Linked DNA regions of Mus musculus: regions 2 and 3 are each linked to region 1. The links are chromatin contacts, found by Hi-C or POLR2A ChIA-PET in ENCODE. All regions are on one chromosome and are shown on one strand. Each heading gives the region's core, a stretch centred on a gene start or an enhancer-like site at or near the end of the contact. The rest is flanking DNA. Distances are from core to core; before and after follow the strand shown.

Region 1 (5,166 bases), core at 979-3,478:
ACCTCGTGGTCACCAGTACAGCCCACGCCTGTGGCATCAAGGATGCAGCGGCCCAACCACTCATCCGGGCGAGCACTGACGATGTCGTTGCGGCAGCTTTCCAGGTGGGGGCGCAGTTGCTGTAGCAGTGTGCGAGAGAGCAAGACTCCAAAGCCCCCGTGGCAGTAGCGGCCTGGGGTAGTATCTCCACCGATGAAGTCCTGCGGCCGGCCAAGATAGAGATGGGTTGCTGAAGCAAGGCTGAGGTGGCCAGCTAGGCGGTCCAGTCCATGCGCTTCAGTATAGGTGGCATCAGGCACTAGGAAAAACCAGTCAAAGTCATCGCCGTGTTGCTCCAGCAGGTGGCGCAGCGCCAGGTGCAGGTGTCCGATGGGCCTCTCTTCGCCCAGTGCCACCACCGCCATGCCTGAAGGTGTCCGGCGGCCCCTCGCACCGGTCAGGAACACTACATGCTCCAGTCGGTGTCCCAGAGTTCGGTTTACAGCCACACCCAGTGTAGGCAACGTGGCTTGTGAGGTCAGCACTGCCACCAGAAGCTTCTGCCTGATGCCCAGCTCCGTGCTGATATACCGAGTTCTGGGAAAAGACAGTTAGGAACAAGATAGCACACAGCTTCACTTGTTAGTTCTCCTCTGGACCTGTTTGGCACCCACGAACGGGAGGATAAGACTGTCTCTCCCACGAGACATGATTTAAGTGATATACTGGTCTCACAGAAAGTGTTGCATCTAGGAGACAGCACTTCCAAGGCAGATGCAGGTAAGAGATACACTAGATCTACTTCCAGATTTCACAACCTAGTGGCTGTGTCCCTGAACATGTTACTTAATCGGTGCCATCTGTAAAATGGGACAGATTGCACTTAAACAGTAACATGCTTGGCACACTGTTGCAGATGCTCCCTGCAACATGAATATGCTGTCAGCCCCGCCCCCCCAATATGTCCTATAAATGATGTGTAGAAGCATACGGCATAGTGGTGTAGAGAATGTCTTTTGGAGAGGGGCAAACTAAGGCAGTGACTCACCTTCCTAAGGTAGAAGGTAAGTTGTACAACTGGAATTCACTGTTACTTAGAAGAAATTACTTCAATGCGTGGGCAGAGACATCAATGTGATGAGTACATTCCTCCCTCTCCCATCTCATCCCAAGGTGGCCCTTGAAACCCATCTAGGAATGAAATACAGGTAAATTCCAGTTCCCTCCTTTTTCTTTCCCCCTCTTTATACACTTATCCTCTTTAACACTCATTTTTCTAATCCTAAACAGACCAGTGGGGGGCTAAGAGGGTCTTTGGAGTATAATTGGGTGGAGTCGGTTTAGCTCAGCTCAGATCCGGACGGGATCCAGAAAAAGCTTCAAACTGGCCCTCTGTCTCCCTGCAAGCAGGGTCATAGGAAGTAATCGAGGCCCAAGGACTTCCTGGCCGGCCGGCCCCTTCCTTCCGGAGCCTGACCCGGCCTCTGGCGGCCTCCCTAGCGCGCGCATCCTGGCTGGTGCCTGCGGGGGGGGGGGGGGGGGTGTTAGGGCGGACGGAGTGGATCAGTACCTGACGGCCTTCTTGGTGGCCTGGCCTGGCTGCGCGGGATGGTAGGGCAAGACACGAGGCTCCCAGCTCTCACCGGTGCCTGCGCCGGCCCCGGGCCTCTCGCGCTCGGATCCGGGCTGCACCGAGTTGGGCCGGCGCGCCGCGTTGGTGTTGCCGCGCGGCGGCAGCTCAGAGTCTCCGGGTTGGGGCGGCCCGGGTCCGCAAGGCTCCTCCACCCAGGTGACGCTGAGCAGGCTCAGGGTGAAGCCCAGAGAGATGCCCACGGCCACGGGCCCCGCGGGCCGCAGCACGGACAGCAGCAGCGACGCCCGCATGGCGTCCCGACAGCGGGTCCCCGGCCCCCGCGTAGCCCGAGGCGGCTCCGAGGGGGCGGGACCGAAGAGGGGGCGGATCCGGAGGGCCCAGGCCCAGCAGGCGGGCCCGCTCCCTCCCCGCCGAGCAGAGGTAGGAGCTCAAGCCCGGAATCCCCGGGCGGGTCGGCCGCCCTTAGAGCAGCACTGCGCGCCCGGGCCTCCAAGGCGGCCGCTGTCCGACGTGTCACCGACAGGGCCCCGCCCCCGAGGTGGGGTCTAGCCGTCAGCTAGCGGAGAGGGACGAAGGGGAGGAGGTTAAAGGGGAAGGACCCCCGGAAGTGCCCCCTCCTCAGCGCCGGAGAGGCAGACGCCGGGGGCGGAGTCCCCTGTCTCCCCCCTGCGTGGTTGGTGCGTCCCGGATGACGTCAGAAGCAGCCCGCCCCTGCCAGGATGGTGCACCCTGAGTGACGTCAGGAGCAGAGGCCGGAGCTGTCCATCAGCACCAAAGGCCGCCAGCGGGCTCAGGGCATGGGGCCGCGGCTCCGGGACAGCCCGAGCTCCTGCTCCTTTCCCTTCCCCGAGCCGGGCGCGAGTCTGTGGAGCTGCAGTGCCAGCCGGTGTCGGAGGTGGGGCGACGACGCCGTCGCACAGAGACCCGTCTCTCCGGCCCAGCAGCCCCCTTCGCACGGCAGACTTTGCCCGGACCCCAGTCAGTCAGAGCCTCTGGTGTCCTACAACCCCGGCTCCTCCGGCCCCTGCACACCCTCCTTTGCTCGGAAGCTCCGGTCACCTCCGGCCCAGGTAGATCTTGGACAATTCCAAATTGAGCCTCCCACAGATGGTGCTCAGGCTGCCTCTTTTTGCCAGCGGCACCCTCCCTCTCCTCGTCTAGCCCCATCTAGTCCCTCTTTTAAGTCCATCCCAGCCGCCTCTAGCCAGGCACTTGTTTCCCTTTGTCTCTGCTCCCCGTTCCAGAGATGCTTCTAGAGCTGCCTGATGTGGGCAACCATTCCTTTGTCCACTGTGCCCTTGCTGAATTCCCCCACTCGCACTGTTATTGTAGTGGAGACCCACAACTGACTCTTGACCCCAATTTCCTCCCTGTCAGGTTGTCCTGGGAGGGTGACCCCCTTCCATTCCCGGCGCTATGCCGGGTACTATGGAAACTCTGCGGTTTCAGCTGCTGCCCCCGGAGCCGGATGACACCTTCTGGGGTGCACCTTGTGAACAGCCTCTGGAGCGCAGGTATCAGGCACTGCCGGCCCTCGTCTGCATCATGTGCTGTTTGTTTGGAGTCGTCTACTGCTTCTTTGGTGAGATCCCCCTCGTTCCTCACCTGTGGCCTTCTACTGTTTCCCTAAAGTTCCTTTTTCTGGTGTCTCGAGAATCATTTCCACCCCATCCCACCCCCACCCCCACCCCACCCTCATGGCGGTATCATTCTCTTGCTGATCACAAGTATATTTGTAGATCATTGACTCTAGATTCTACAGAGAGCAGGTTTTGAATTAGGCTCTTTGAGTTTGAACCGGGCTCTGTATGTTAGTCACTGTGATGTAATGGGCATGTTAACCTGGGTCTCAGCTTTTTCACTTGGACAAAGACAACAGTGTTTGTCTCATATAGACAAGAATTAGTAGGTGGTCAAAGAATAATGACTATCGTAGCGAAGATATGTTTGGATCACTTAGGATAAGCAGACTAAAATAAAATAATAAAAACTCTTAGCATGGTTCCTTACCACAGGGCATATTGCATGGTGGGGGCGAGACCTGGAATATTCACACTTGTGATACATATCAGAGTGGGCTGGATGGTAGTCATACAAATGGAGATCGCCTACAAGGCAGATTCCCATAAGAATGGTTACTGTGAAGAGTTGTATGGGGGAGGGCGTGGTATGCCTGTAATCCCAGCATCCAGGAAGCCAAAGCAAGGGAAGGGAGGCTCAAGGCCAGCATGGATTACATAGTTCAGTGAGGTTGGGTGGGTGAGCACTAACTGCCGCTCAGTCGAACAGGTGTGTGGGGGTCCATTTGACAACTCTCAAGGTCTTGGACCAAGGCTGGCTTCTCTACAAAACAGTATGCCTTTTTCTCATTTTCACAAAGGTGACCTATGGGCTAGTGTCAGCTTTGAGTAAATAAACGCCCAGTGGATTCTTCAGGAAGTTACAGAACTTCACAGTGGAGAGAGCCTTCTATGAGTAGGGACCCAAAGGCAGCCTTCAAGATTATATGTATCAGAACCAGTTTGGGCAGAGAGGCTGGGGTGGTTTGCCAGAAGTGTGTTAGAATAGTTGGGAATATAGGGTGTGGAATATGGGATCAGATGGTCTTTCTCTTACATTTTGCAGAGTGGGCAGGGAAAATGTCCCCCACAAGGATTTAGGATATGTATGGGTGTCCAAAGATTCCCCCCTCCTGCTCTGGGTACCTCCTCCCTCTGCATGGTGCTCTGGATAGCTTCATCCCTTGCCCTCAGCTCTAGTAATCATCCTACCCATCTTGGATGCCCCTACCAGGGATTCAGAGCCTCTTTCTAAACTCTGCTCCTCTCTGACTTCAGAACCTTCTGGGGTCTGATACCCCCATTCTTGGAACCAAATCTCTTTTTCTCTTTATCATCATCTTTCTCTTTGGCTCTCCCTGCCTCTCCTTGACTCCTAACTCTTTCTTCCAGCTTCCCAATTGTTTGTGATCCACCTCACCCCCCCTTCCTCTTTCAAACACCACTCATGTCTCTCAAGTCCCTTCAATTCCCCACCCCCCACCCCCACCCCCCATTCTCCATGTAGTCCTCTTGGGTTTCCTGCAGCCCCACATAGCTCCTAGTACCCTCCCTCTGGTTCTCTCTGATCCCTGTAACTCCAGTCAGTAGATTGATCCTCCGCATGGTGGTTTCTAGTGCTCCTATTTCTCTGCCCTCAGTGTTCCCCTTTGTCTTTAATAATCTTAATGACACTACTCTTGCCCAGTCCCCTGACCTGCAAAGACCTCATCTCCCCCCCAAGCTCTGTCCTCTCTGTGACTTTCCAGCACTGCTTTACCTCGGAAGCCCCTGACAGTCTTTCTAAACCTAGGTGACCTCACCCCATTCATTTTCTTCTGATTTCCAGACTCTTCATTTCTGAGTAGTCCTCCTCAGAGGCCCAGAGACTCCAGTGCTGATCCCTTTGGGACTCCAGTGATCTCTCTGGACCCTGTGATCCTAAAGACCCTATTGCCCCATGGCCAATTTACTCAACTTCGACCTTCAAAGGCTCATAACATGATTTTAATAATTACGTGCCTTCACAACGATTCTCAGCAAACATCTGCACGA
Region 2 (5,166 bases), core at 902-3,401, 42 kb after region 1:
TTGTTTTCAATTATTTCCTCTCAAAGTTTCTTGGCCCTGTATGTATTTAGTCTCCTAGATAAATTTTAGAATCAACTTGTCCGTTTCTAAGATGTGTTGGGACTGGGATCCAACCTGTACTGAACTGACACCGTTACAATCCTAATTGGTCTCATCCAAAGCATGATTTGTTGTCACTGGCCAGGTCACCAGAAGGTCCAGTTCTTGCTTTCTTCTATGGATCTGGTGCACGCTCAAAGCGTGTGCACTTGTTTTTGTAGCTTTGGTGACACAGGATTTTCTTTTTCCCTTTGATTAAAAGAAATTTTATAAGTAGCAATTTACAGAAGAATGTAACTTAGGCAAGAGAGGGAGAAAAAGAGAGAGAGACTTCTTTGGAAGGCAGCCAAGGCCTTGCCTGCAAGCCAAGGACAGAAAGGGGAGTGGGCCTCTCAGGGAGGAGGACAGGCCTCGGCTGTTTACTCTCTTGCTGCTTCTTTAGCTTAGCTTTCCCCTCCCCAATACAGTTTTGTTTTCTTTGATTTTTCTCTCGTTCACTTATCTGGAAGCTCGGTAGTGTAGGACAAACCTGAGTAGAGAGAGGGGCTACCCATGTGAATGGAGGATTTTCACACAATAACTGTGGACCACGGAAGCCAGGCCAAAAAGCAAAGGTTTCAAGGCACCACATCAGGATATCAAAAGAATGAGTTTTTGTTTTTTGTTTCTTTTTCTGCCTATGAGAATTTGGCTTGATACAGTTGACTTGATTGTTATGGCTCCTCCCCCATGGCCAGCTTCAGGTGATCGATAAACAAGGACTGACAGTTGCTATGTAATGGATTATCAATTGCACAAAATGTCCCAGATCCATGAGACGGTATATAGGAAGTTTGTTCAGGCTAGAGAAGCCTTCCACCACCTCTAAAACTGACTGACTCCAACTCTACTCTTTAGATTTTTCATTAAAAGCAAACACTTGCATGTATGAATGTTTTGCCTGAATGCCTCTACACCATGCATGTGCTGTGCCCATGGAGATGAGAAGAGATTGTACAACCACCTGGAACTGGAGTTACAGATGGCTGTGGGCCGCCATGTGGGTACTGGGACTTGAACCCATGTCCTCTGGAAGCCTAGCCAGTGCTCTAATTCACTGAGCCATCTCTTCAGTCCTACACTTCATGTTTAACTTTCTTGTGTTAGAAAGGATTGTTTCATAAAAGACATTCCCCTCCCAAGCCTAGCTAGTCACTCCATCCTAAGAAATGTTTTCATAATGTAGACCAGAAGTTGATGTCAACTGCCAGACCAAGAGCCAGGGTAAAAACTACAGTGGTGCTGGGTGGTGGTGGCGGCGCACGCCTTTAATCCCAGCACTTGGGAGGCAGAGGCAGCCTGGTTTACAGAGTTTCAGGGCAGCCAGGGCTACACAGAGAAACCCTATCTTGAAAAAAAAAAAAAAAGCTACAGTGCCAATTTGGAAGTAGAAAACTCAACAGTCTTGCTTTTGTTAATTATTGATATATTTTATTTTCAAATTTAGGAAAACCACTTTTAGTTAGGTGTACTGAGCTGTAAATACAGTTAAAAACAAAACAAAACAAATACAGGTTCAGGTCATTACCAGTGACTAATTTTTGTTTTTGAGATAGGATCCCACTATGCAGCCCTGGCTAGCCTGGAACTCACTATTTAGAGCTGGCTGGTCTTGAACTCACTGAGACCCTCCTGCCTCTGCTTCCAGAGCTCTGAAATCAGAGACCAGGGACCAATTTGAGAGTGTGCTAAACCCTAAGGAAAAATAAGTCTAGAGACTGAGGACTATGACAGCAAAGGGGGTTTGAGAGTGGCATCCCTGCCAGCCTTAGCCCTTCTGGCTGATATAAAAGAACTTCGCAAGGACAGGACAGCTATGTAACTGGAAGATCAGTATTTGTTTTGGATGAGTTCTTTTCCTTCTAATACAAGATCCCATTTCTCCAAGCTCTGCTTCCCCGCCCAGTCTGCAAACAAGAGTCAGGTTTCTCTCTCTGCCGAAGGGGCCACCCAGAGCCGAGCTAGACCTGGGGCCCCGTTAGGGGCTTAATCCCGGCTAGTTCCGTCCTACTGACACATCGGCTCGCCCAGGGCGTGGCTTCCGGTAGCGAAGGCATGCTTTCCGGTAGGTCCTTTGCCTTCCGGGGCGGGACTTCCTGCCCTAAAAGAGCCCGGCTGCCAAAGTGATTGGAGTGCGAATTACGCGGGCCCATGGGCTCCCGAGGCCCAATGCTTTTTGGAAAAGGGGTCAGAGAGATCGTTCTTTTTAGCTGATGCTTACTTTTTACATTGCGCGACGCCTCCATTTGCACGAAAGCTCTGGGCTTTTGTTGCCCACCTGAGGCTCTTCCGCTTCCCCTTTCCCCAGGCTCCGCCCCCAGCGTCCCGTGGCTATGACGACCGCTCCGCGGGATTCAGTAGTGTGGAAGCTGGCGGGACTTTTGCGGGAGTCGGGTGAGTGGACTTCTGGCTTATTTGGTTGGGAGTTCTAGGTGTGTTCGATACTGTCCAGAAACGCCGGGAATCACCGAGTCATTGCCGGCGGGGTCACGAGGTGCCGGCGTCTTCTGGGTGTGTTCCTTGTGACGCGTTGTTTACAGTCATGCCTTTGACAGTCTAAACTCTATCCATCTCTCATAGCACTTAACTCTCCAGAGGAAAGGGATCATTAATAGATTAAACACTTGCAGACAAGAACATAATCACTTGTACCGAAAGCCAAGTATAAGCACCTTAGACACCAGAGATTTGGAGACCCACATAGGTTAGTCCCAACCCTCTATCAGACTTGGATAAGTTTTTAGACCCTCAGTATTCTTCTCAGATAGGTTAGCATAGGGATTGTATTGAACGCAAAAGATAGCGGGATTTTAGTTAGCTTATTTAGTGCAGTGCATGCATGCATAATAAGTGTTCAAAAGATAGTGTTACTATAGTTGCTGCCCCAGTGCCTGGGCATGGCAAAGATCACTGTGTTGTTTGGTTTTTGTTTTTTTTTTTGTTTTGTTTTGTTTTTTTGTTTTGTTTTTTTTTTTTTTTTGAGACAGGGTTTCTCTGTGTAGTCCTGGCTGTCCTGGAACTCACTTTGTAGACCAGGCTGGCCTCGAACTCAGAAATCCGCCTGCCTCTGCCTCCCAAGTGCTGGGATTAAAGGCATGTGCCACCACGCCTGGCACTATGTTGTTTGTTATGTGGTTGCCATCATCAGCTAAATGATCACAATCATGATTCTTTGAGAGCTGGGGATATAGTTCAGTAGCAGAGCATATGTTTAGCATGTACAAAACTTTGACTTATAATCCCTAGCATCCTCCCCACACACACAGAAAGGAGAGATTCTTCTTTGAGCCCCGGCTTTCCTATCTGTAAGGTGGGGTTAATGGATGTCTTTAGGAGATAAGGATGAGATCTAGATGAAGCAGCTGTCATTTGGAATGTGTGACCTCGATGGCATTAGTGCTCCATATCTATATACTCCCACCATGGCATCCTTGGAGTCTCTTGATGGCAGTTCATTTTCTGGTTTGTGTTAATAATTACTCCCATGCTGTGCCTTTTCTAGACTTCCAGGGGACACCTTGAATTATGTGCATGTCTATACTCAGTGTCTAGTACATAGAAAAATCTCTTTGTAAGGCTGTAAGATTTATTATTCAGCAAAGATCTGACTTGGCTCCCAGGCTCGGAATCGTAGAGTTCATATATGATTGTGGGGATGGAATCACTTTGTGTCTTGATTATGGTGGTGGTTGTCATAATCTACACTAACAGAATAGAACTGACACTATATTTTATCAACACCTAATTTCCTGGTTTTGATAATTGTACTATAATTCTGTAAGTCAATTTGGGGGAAGCTGAGTGAAGGGTGTGGGAGATCTCTGCTATTTCTTGGTATCCCAAGCCAGCCTTGAAATTATGATCTTTCTGCTTTAGTGACTCATCCTATGGAATTATATATAGGCATATGATGTTCCTCCACCTGACTTCTGCAATATTCTTTGACTTCTTGATTTTTCTCCCCCCATCCCCCTGAGACAGGGCCTCACTTTGTTGCACTGGTCTGGAATTCACAGAGATTCACCTGCCTCTGTCTCTCACATTCTGGGATTAAAGGTGTGCACCACCACACCTGGTTTCAGAATATATTAAAAAAATGTCCACAGTTATTATAACTGTACTTTCCTGATAGAGTGCTAAGTGGGGAATATATCTGAAAGACGACCTCACAGGGCTGATAGTCTTATTAGGTACAACAGCTTTATAGAAGTGCTGTAATGGACAACGACATGCATTTCAATATTGTTTGAGAATTTCTATAAATGTGCATGTCATTCTTGCAACCAGAAAAAGACAGAAAGATCAAATACAGTCGGCCTTTGTGTAAAGTGGGTGGTTGCAGTGTGGAAGCGCAGGGGTGTTATTTCTTTAAATATTTTTATTTTGTGTGTGGAGAGCATCTTTGGGTCAAGGCCAGAGGACAGCTAGGGGCCTCATGTTTCAGAAGCTGTCTTCCTTGTTCTCTGAGCAGGGGTCTCCACTGAGACCTGGGGCTTGCTGATTAAGTAGGCTGGCTAACCAGTGAGCCTCAGGGATCTTTCTGTGACTGCCTCGTCAGTTCCCACCACTATGTGGGCGGTGGAGGTCAGCTTCAGATTCACCAGCTTTTTCAGCTGGACCTTTATTGAGTCATCTGCACAGCCCCCAGAGGTATTGCTTTGCGAAGGCTTGCTGGGTGAAGTTGGTCTCCACCTTGGCAGTAGAAAGGGATGTATCATGATGAGAGAGAGCTGTGAGCCAAGTGGGCTATGTTTCCAACTCTGTAAGTAGCCTAGGCTTCTTTCTTTCTTTCTTTTTTTTTTTTTCTTTCGAGACAGGGTTTCTCTGTGTAGCCCTGGCTGTCCTGGAACTCACTCTGTAGACCAGGCTGGCCTCGAACTCAGAGATCCGCCTGCCTCTGCCTCCCAAGTGCTGGGATTAAAGGCGTGCACCACCACGCCCGACCCTAGGCTACTTTCTACAGAGTAGAAAGCAAAAGCATTTGGAAAAGTCTCTGGGAGTCTTATAGTAAAACAAATTTCTGGTATCAGGCTGAAAGGCTAGGATTTTTGCTCGGTTGCTTGTTTAAATGGGGGAACTGTAGAAGAT
Region 3 (5,166 bases), core at 1,472-3,971, 44 kb before region 1:
GATACCTTGCCCACCCATCATCCCAGTTATGAAGATATACAGTTTGCCTGCGAGGATCTCCAACCCCTCACACATTGCAAATACATTCATATAAAACTCAGGTGCCTGAACTCGTATCTTGATAAATGGAAAAAAAACAATTCCTCTCCCGTCCCCTTTGATCTGCAGTTTCCTTCCCACCTCCATTGGAAATGGCACGTGAACAGCTTATTCCAAACACGGAAGAGCTGAGGTAATTTATGTCAGCAGAGTGGTATCAAAATTGTTCTGATCAAAAGGTTTGCAGTACCAAGACTCGTAAACCAGTGTCTACAACGCTCCCACCTGGTTCCCTAGCCTACATTGACAGCACTCCACTCAAGCCCCGGAGAGATGATCTTTATCACAGGCAGTCTTGTGCCCCTATGCACAAGGGTATGCCCTCAAAGGACTTCAGCAGACCTAGAGGTTGGGGAGTCAATTATAATGTTAACCTTCAAGGGTGGTAATGACCATCCAGACCCTGTTCTGTCACAAAGATGGAAGAGAGGCACTGGGAAAACAGTGCAGGGGTTACCTCTTCCAATTTCCAGGTTAGGTGTCTAGTGGGATAAGGGAAAGGGGCAGAGATGGTGTGCTGGCAGACTGCACAGAGAGCAGGCCTCAGTTCTATTATGAGAGTTCTGAATACTGACCCAGCCTGGAAGGATGGGGGTGTTTCAGAAGGAACTGAAAGAGAAGGGTCTGCCTTGGCTTCTGAAGGACAAAGTTCTGGCAAAGGCAGTGTAGCCAAGCTGACGTAATGAATCTCAACTTTCCTGGACCTGTTTATCTGCTGGAGTTAGGATGCAAGGAGCTGTGCTATAGGCCTAAGTAGTACTGTCTCCAAGGATCCAGAGGTAGTGGTGGCTCTGGGAGTGCAAGATACTGATAACTGGCCATCTGGACCAGTATAGAGCATCAACGATGCCAACCAGTGCTCAGATTCCATGGGCATCCTTATGGAAGGCTCATGTGCTCTAGGTTCAGAACAGCGTCACCCTGTGGGCATCTGCAGTGGTAGTGTCCAGGCGGGAGTGCATTTGTAGCTGGGCCTAGTCCAGACCGAGTGAGGAGGAACCCACCCTCCACACTGACTGGAGGGCATGACAAGCCTAGCAATTTCCTCCCTTCCTTCAGGTCCTGATCCCACCCAGACTGAGAAGTCAGCCCGGGGCTCCCATCCTAGGATTCTAGGACCCAAGGTCACAGTGTGCGTGCGCCAGGATTTAAAATCTAGTTTTCTGGCTCCCAACCCAGGGCGCTTTCCTTACACAGAGCTGTCTCCGAAGCACTTGTGAGAGCTGTATCTCTTTTGATCTTCTACTTGACCCAGAGAAAAAGGGACAGGGATAAGTCCTGTTTAATAACGAAAGAGATAAAATGTAAAGGCTAGTCATCTGTCCAATAACATACTGTGAATTCAAATGCATCGTGTGGAGTTAGGGCCAGATATTCCTCATCTCATGGTGATGCTCGTGTCCTATGGTCAGGTTCCCCTGTCCTTTGTTGAGTCCATGCTAAGATATAAAAGGGACCTCAAAGACGCCATGGCAGCACTGACTGCCCACTCCATGTCTGCCAGACCAAGCACGGGTAGGACATTGAGGACCACGACAGGGAGGTCTAGGATCTGCAGCTAAGGCAGGGCTGAGACTGGGACCTGTGTAGTATTGTTCCCAGAAACTGGACTGCAAAGAATGAGCTTTATAATTAACGCTCATTACACACACAGATAAACTGACCCACAGATCTGCCCTCCGTCTCTCCACACCTTCCCCAGGGTGTAGAGATTGGTCCTAACACCACCAGCGCCTTACCATTCCCCAGGACTACCCCAGGACATGGCCCAAGGCTTCCTCAGGTGGACATGGCTTGAAAGGGACCATCAGACCTTTTTACCCTGGCTGCGATCCCAGGTGCTGGTGGGATCCAAACCCTCTTCTGCCTTGCTTAATAAAACTGCTTTCCTGGCTGGAGAGATGGCTCAGTGGTTAAGAGCACCGACTGCTCTTCTGAAGGTCCTGAGTTCAAATCCCAGCAACCACATAGTGGCTCACAACCATTCGTTAATGAGGTCTAACGCCCTCTTCTGGTGCATCTGAAGACAGCTACAGTGTACTTAGATATAATCTAAAAAACAAAAATAAAACAAAATTGCTTTCCTTCTGATCCTCCTCGTGCTTGTTTGTTTTGTTTTCCATCGCCATTTCCTCTCCCTGCCTGCCCCCCCCCCCATATTTATTCCAAGACCCACAGGCCAAGGTCACAGAATGTTGGAGTCACTAGGAAATCTGGAAAGCTCATTTTACAGGTAGTAGTCATCCGGAATAGGATTTCTCTCAGTGTCAAATTTCTCAGCTGGACAAATTTTGGAACTGTGATTGCTCCTTTTCTTTTGCTCAGTCTAGGCTCAGCCCCTCCAGGCTGTTCCAAAGCTGGCCACCCAGGGGATTGTCCTGTGACTTAGTGCTCCGCTGCCCCTGAGCCCATACTGGAAAAGCTTAGGTCTCAATCTCAAGTTTCCAGGCCTAACTTCTTAGCCCCCATCCTTACTCCTCTCTCTCCTCAGTTAAGCCTTGTCCTACGGTGACTTGACGGAACGCACCAGGTTTCCAGCACGTTTCCCAAGTGTCTTATTGGAGTTGGAGAGAGAACGTTTTCAAAACTACAATTCCCAGCAGCCCCCGCGAAAGAGCTCTCGCGGGTTGTAAGGAGACACGTACGCGGAAGGAGCAAGCAGTGGCAGGCGGCAGAGCTGGCGTAAAGGGAGCTAGTGGTAAAAGGATCTACATGGTGGAGGGGGTGGTGGGCAGGGTAAGGTGTAGCAGACGGACCCTGGACGTAGGGAGGGCTCACAGGGCCTGTCTTTCTCTCCTCATGCCCACGCTTGTGTTGGTTCTATAACCAATGGCTACGAGAAACTGACGTCTATTGGACTGACTCAGTTGTGGGGTCCAGGTCAGCAATCAATCTTTGGAATCCAGAGATTCCGCACCAGTGGTCGGTATGCGCACGGCTGGAGTAGTAGGCTCAGCGTTTGACATGTCAACGGAACCTGTCTTTTGATTCGAGCACATGTAGGTAGTTGTAGAATTCACAGTCAGCACCTAGAGGTGTTAGGGTTGGTGCTCATCAAATGCAGATTGATGTTAGTTCTGTACTTGGGGCGCATTCATAGGATTAAAATTAAATACCCAGAGCTCACTCAAGGTTTGTGGTTCCATATTCACCGCTGGGATTCGGAGTTGAACAGCTAGAAGGAGGAAGCAGTCATTTGCAAGGCACTGGGACTAGAGGTTTCAGGGTTTTGAGATCTGGGGTCAGAGAAGGGGGTCCGTTGAGTACCCGTGTTTACATAATTTGTTCACGGCCAAAGAGAAGTCATTAGAGATAAAAGGGAGGGCTGCAGGGTTTTGAAGCCATCTGAGTTCTGGATTGGGATGAATTTCGTGATTGTGTGCCCAAGGAGGGACTATACTGAACTTTTGTGTTTACATCCTAGGAAAGGACTATGTGTTGTAATTATTCTGTTGTGGTTTGAGGTTTAGGTAATAGCGCTCATCATGCTCAAAGCTGTGATTCTCATTGGAGGCCCCCAGAAGGGTGAGGAGATGGGGGACAGGGGAGCGGGTAGGCTGGAGAGGTCGGTGGGGTTGGGACACAAGGAAATAGGAAGCTAAAACGTTCTCCTGTCCTCTCAGGGACTCGCTTCAGGCCTTTGTCTTTTGAGGTGCCCAAACCTCTGTTTCCTGTGGCAGGCGTTCCCATGATCCAGCACCATATAGAAGCCTGTGCCCAGGTAACCCCACACTTCCTGCCCCTCTCCTTCATGGTGTGTGTCTGTCTTCCATTTCCCAGCTGCCATCTTTTCCCACCAACTACGGCTCCACGGGCTGCCATTCACAGGCGTCTGAGCACTGCTTTGGGCAGCCAGTCCTGGTGACTTCCCTGCCTCTTGCTGCTGCTCAGATTTCACACTTAGTTTTACAGTATGGAATGTGAAGCCAGGCAGGGATCTTAAAGAATAAGCTAGAGCCATAGCAGGGGGAATCAGTGATAAAGCGCAGAGCACCTATGCTGTAGCTCCTTTTCTTTATTGCTCCATTATTGGGATAGACAAGGTTTGAGTCTGAGTCCTGTCTTCCTGCTGGGACCTGGAGCAAGCCAAATTTCAACCTCTTTCAGCTCTAGTTTTCTTATCTGTAAAGGAGATTAAACCTCCCGTGCAGAGTGTTGAAGCTGTAAAATGCCTAATTCAATGCAGACCCCTGATAAATGACCCTGTCATCTTAGGCTGGAACCAAACTTAGAATAATATATAATGGGAGATGGTTTGGTGGGTAAGTGCTTGCTTGCACAAATGTGAGGCTGTGAGTTTGATCCCTGTCATCACCCTTTTAAAGAGCCAGTGTTGGTGATAGGTTTGCCATCTTAGGACTGAGAAGGTAGATCACTGGGGCTTCCTGGCCAGCCAGGCTAGCCTAATCATTAGGTCCCAGACCCCAGTGAGCGCTGACCCTGAGAAGGTGGGCTACTCCTGAGGACAGAGCCATGTAGAGATCCAAGATTGACCTTTGGCTTCCATGTGGTTGTTTACACAGGGGCTTGTGTACCCCCACATATGCATGGGCACACTTACACGAGCTACACATACAACTCAGAGACACTGCGTGTGTCTAGTATGCGTGAGGTCTTGGGTTCAATTCCCAGTGCTGGGTGTGGGAAGAGGTGACAAAGAAGGAAAGGCAGAAAAGATGACTGGATTATACATGACTGTGGCTTGGTGGACAAGGTTCGTTCTAGTCCAGGTACATGGGAGACTATAAAAAAAGGTGGAAAGGTCACAGCTGAGAGTTCTAACTTCCTCACTGTCCAAAAGAAAAGCGGGGTAGAAAGGCTGATTACCCAGGATACACACCAGAGTTCAACCTTTATCCTCTAGACTTCTGGACCAGTACCCAGATCTTCCCAGTTCCCATCAGAGGTTTCTCTGGCAACCTCTTCCTTTGTCCTAGGTCCCAGGGATGCAGGAGATTCTTCTCATTGGCTTCTACCAGCCTGATGAGGCCCTCACCCAGTTCCTGGAAGCTGCCCAGCAGGAGTTTAACCTTCCAGTCAGGTGTTTGAACATGCGAGTGTGTGTGT

The links. A loop is a pair of places that touch in the nucleus more often than their neighbours do. ChIA-PET counts read pairs that join two places held with the same protein, here RNA polymerase II (POLR2A).
Region 2: a loop to region 1 is called in a map of heart, with 2.1 times the contacts of the local background. The contact joins the promoter of Stk11ip here to the promoter of Chpf in region 1. A Hi-C loop is called at or near these places in 6 of 37 maps with a recorded cell type or tissue (T-helper 2 cell, heart, regulatory T cell and 1 more). POLR2A ChIA-PET finds 5 or more read pairs at or near these places in 4 of 5 experiments (Patski and embryonic stem cell).
Region 3: a map of T-helper 2 cell shows a loop between it and region 1 (2.5-fold over the local background). The contact joins the promoter of Gmppa here to the promoter of Chpf in region 1. A Hi-C loop is called at or near these places in 16 of 37 maps with a recorded cell type or tissue (T-helper 17 cell, T-helper 2 cell, adrenal gland and 4 more). POLR2A ChIA-PET finds 5 or more read pairs at or near these places in 4 of 5 experiments (Patski and embryonic stem cell).

What each region holds. Positions count from the first base shown.
Region 1 is chr1:75,477,243-75,482,408 of GRCm38, forward strand. Chpf (chondroitin polymerizing factor) reads right to left here and starts at 2,229. Exons shown (of 4, transcript NM_001001566.3): 1 at 1,550-2,229; 2 at 3-576. The coding sequence starts at 1,863. It overlaps Tmem198 (transmembrane protein 198), which reads left to right and starts at 2,290. Exons shown (of 5, transcript NM_177056.4): 1 at 2,290-2,643; 2 at 2,951-3,155. The coding sequence starts at 2,990.
Region 2 is chr1:75,519,378-75,524,543 of GRCm38, forward strand. It overlaps Stk11ip (serine/threonine kinase 11 interacting protein), which reads left to right and starts at 2,152. Exons shown (of 25, transcript NM_027886.3): 1 at 2,152-2,265; 2 at 2,387-2,472. The coding sequence starts at 2,412.
Region 3 is chr1:75,433,215-75,438,380 of GRCm38, forward strand. Gmppa (GDP-mannose pyrophosphorylase A) reads left to right here and starts at 2,722. Exons shown (of 13, transcript NM_001357170.1): 1 at 2,722-3,098; 2 at 3,564-3,624; 3 at 3,723-3,820; 4 at 5,037-5,140. The coding sequence starts at 3,585.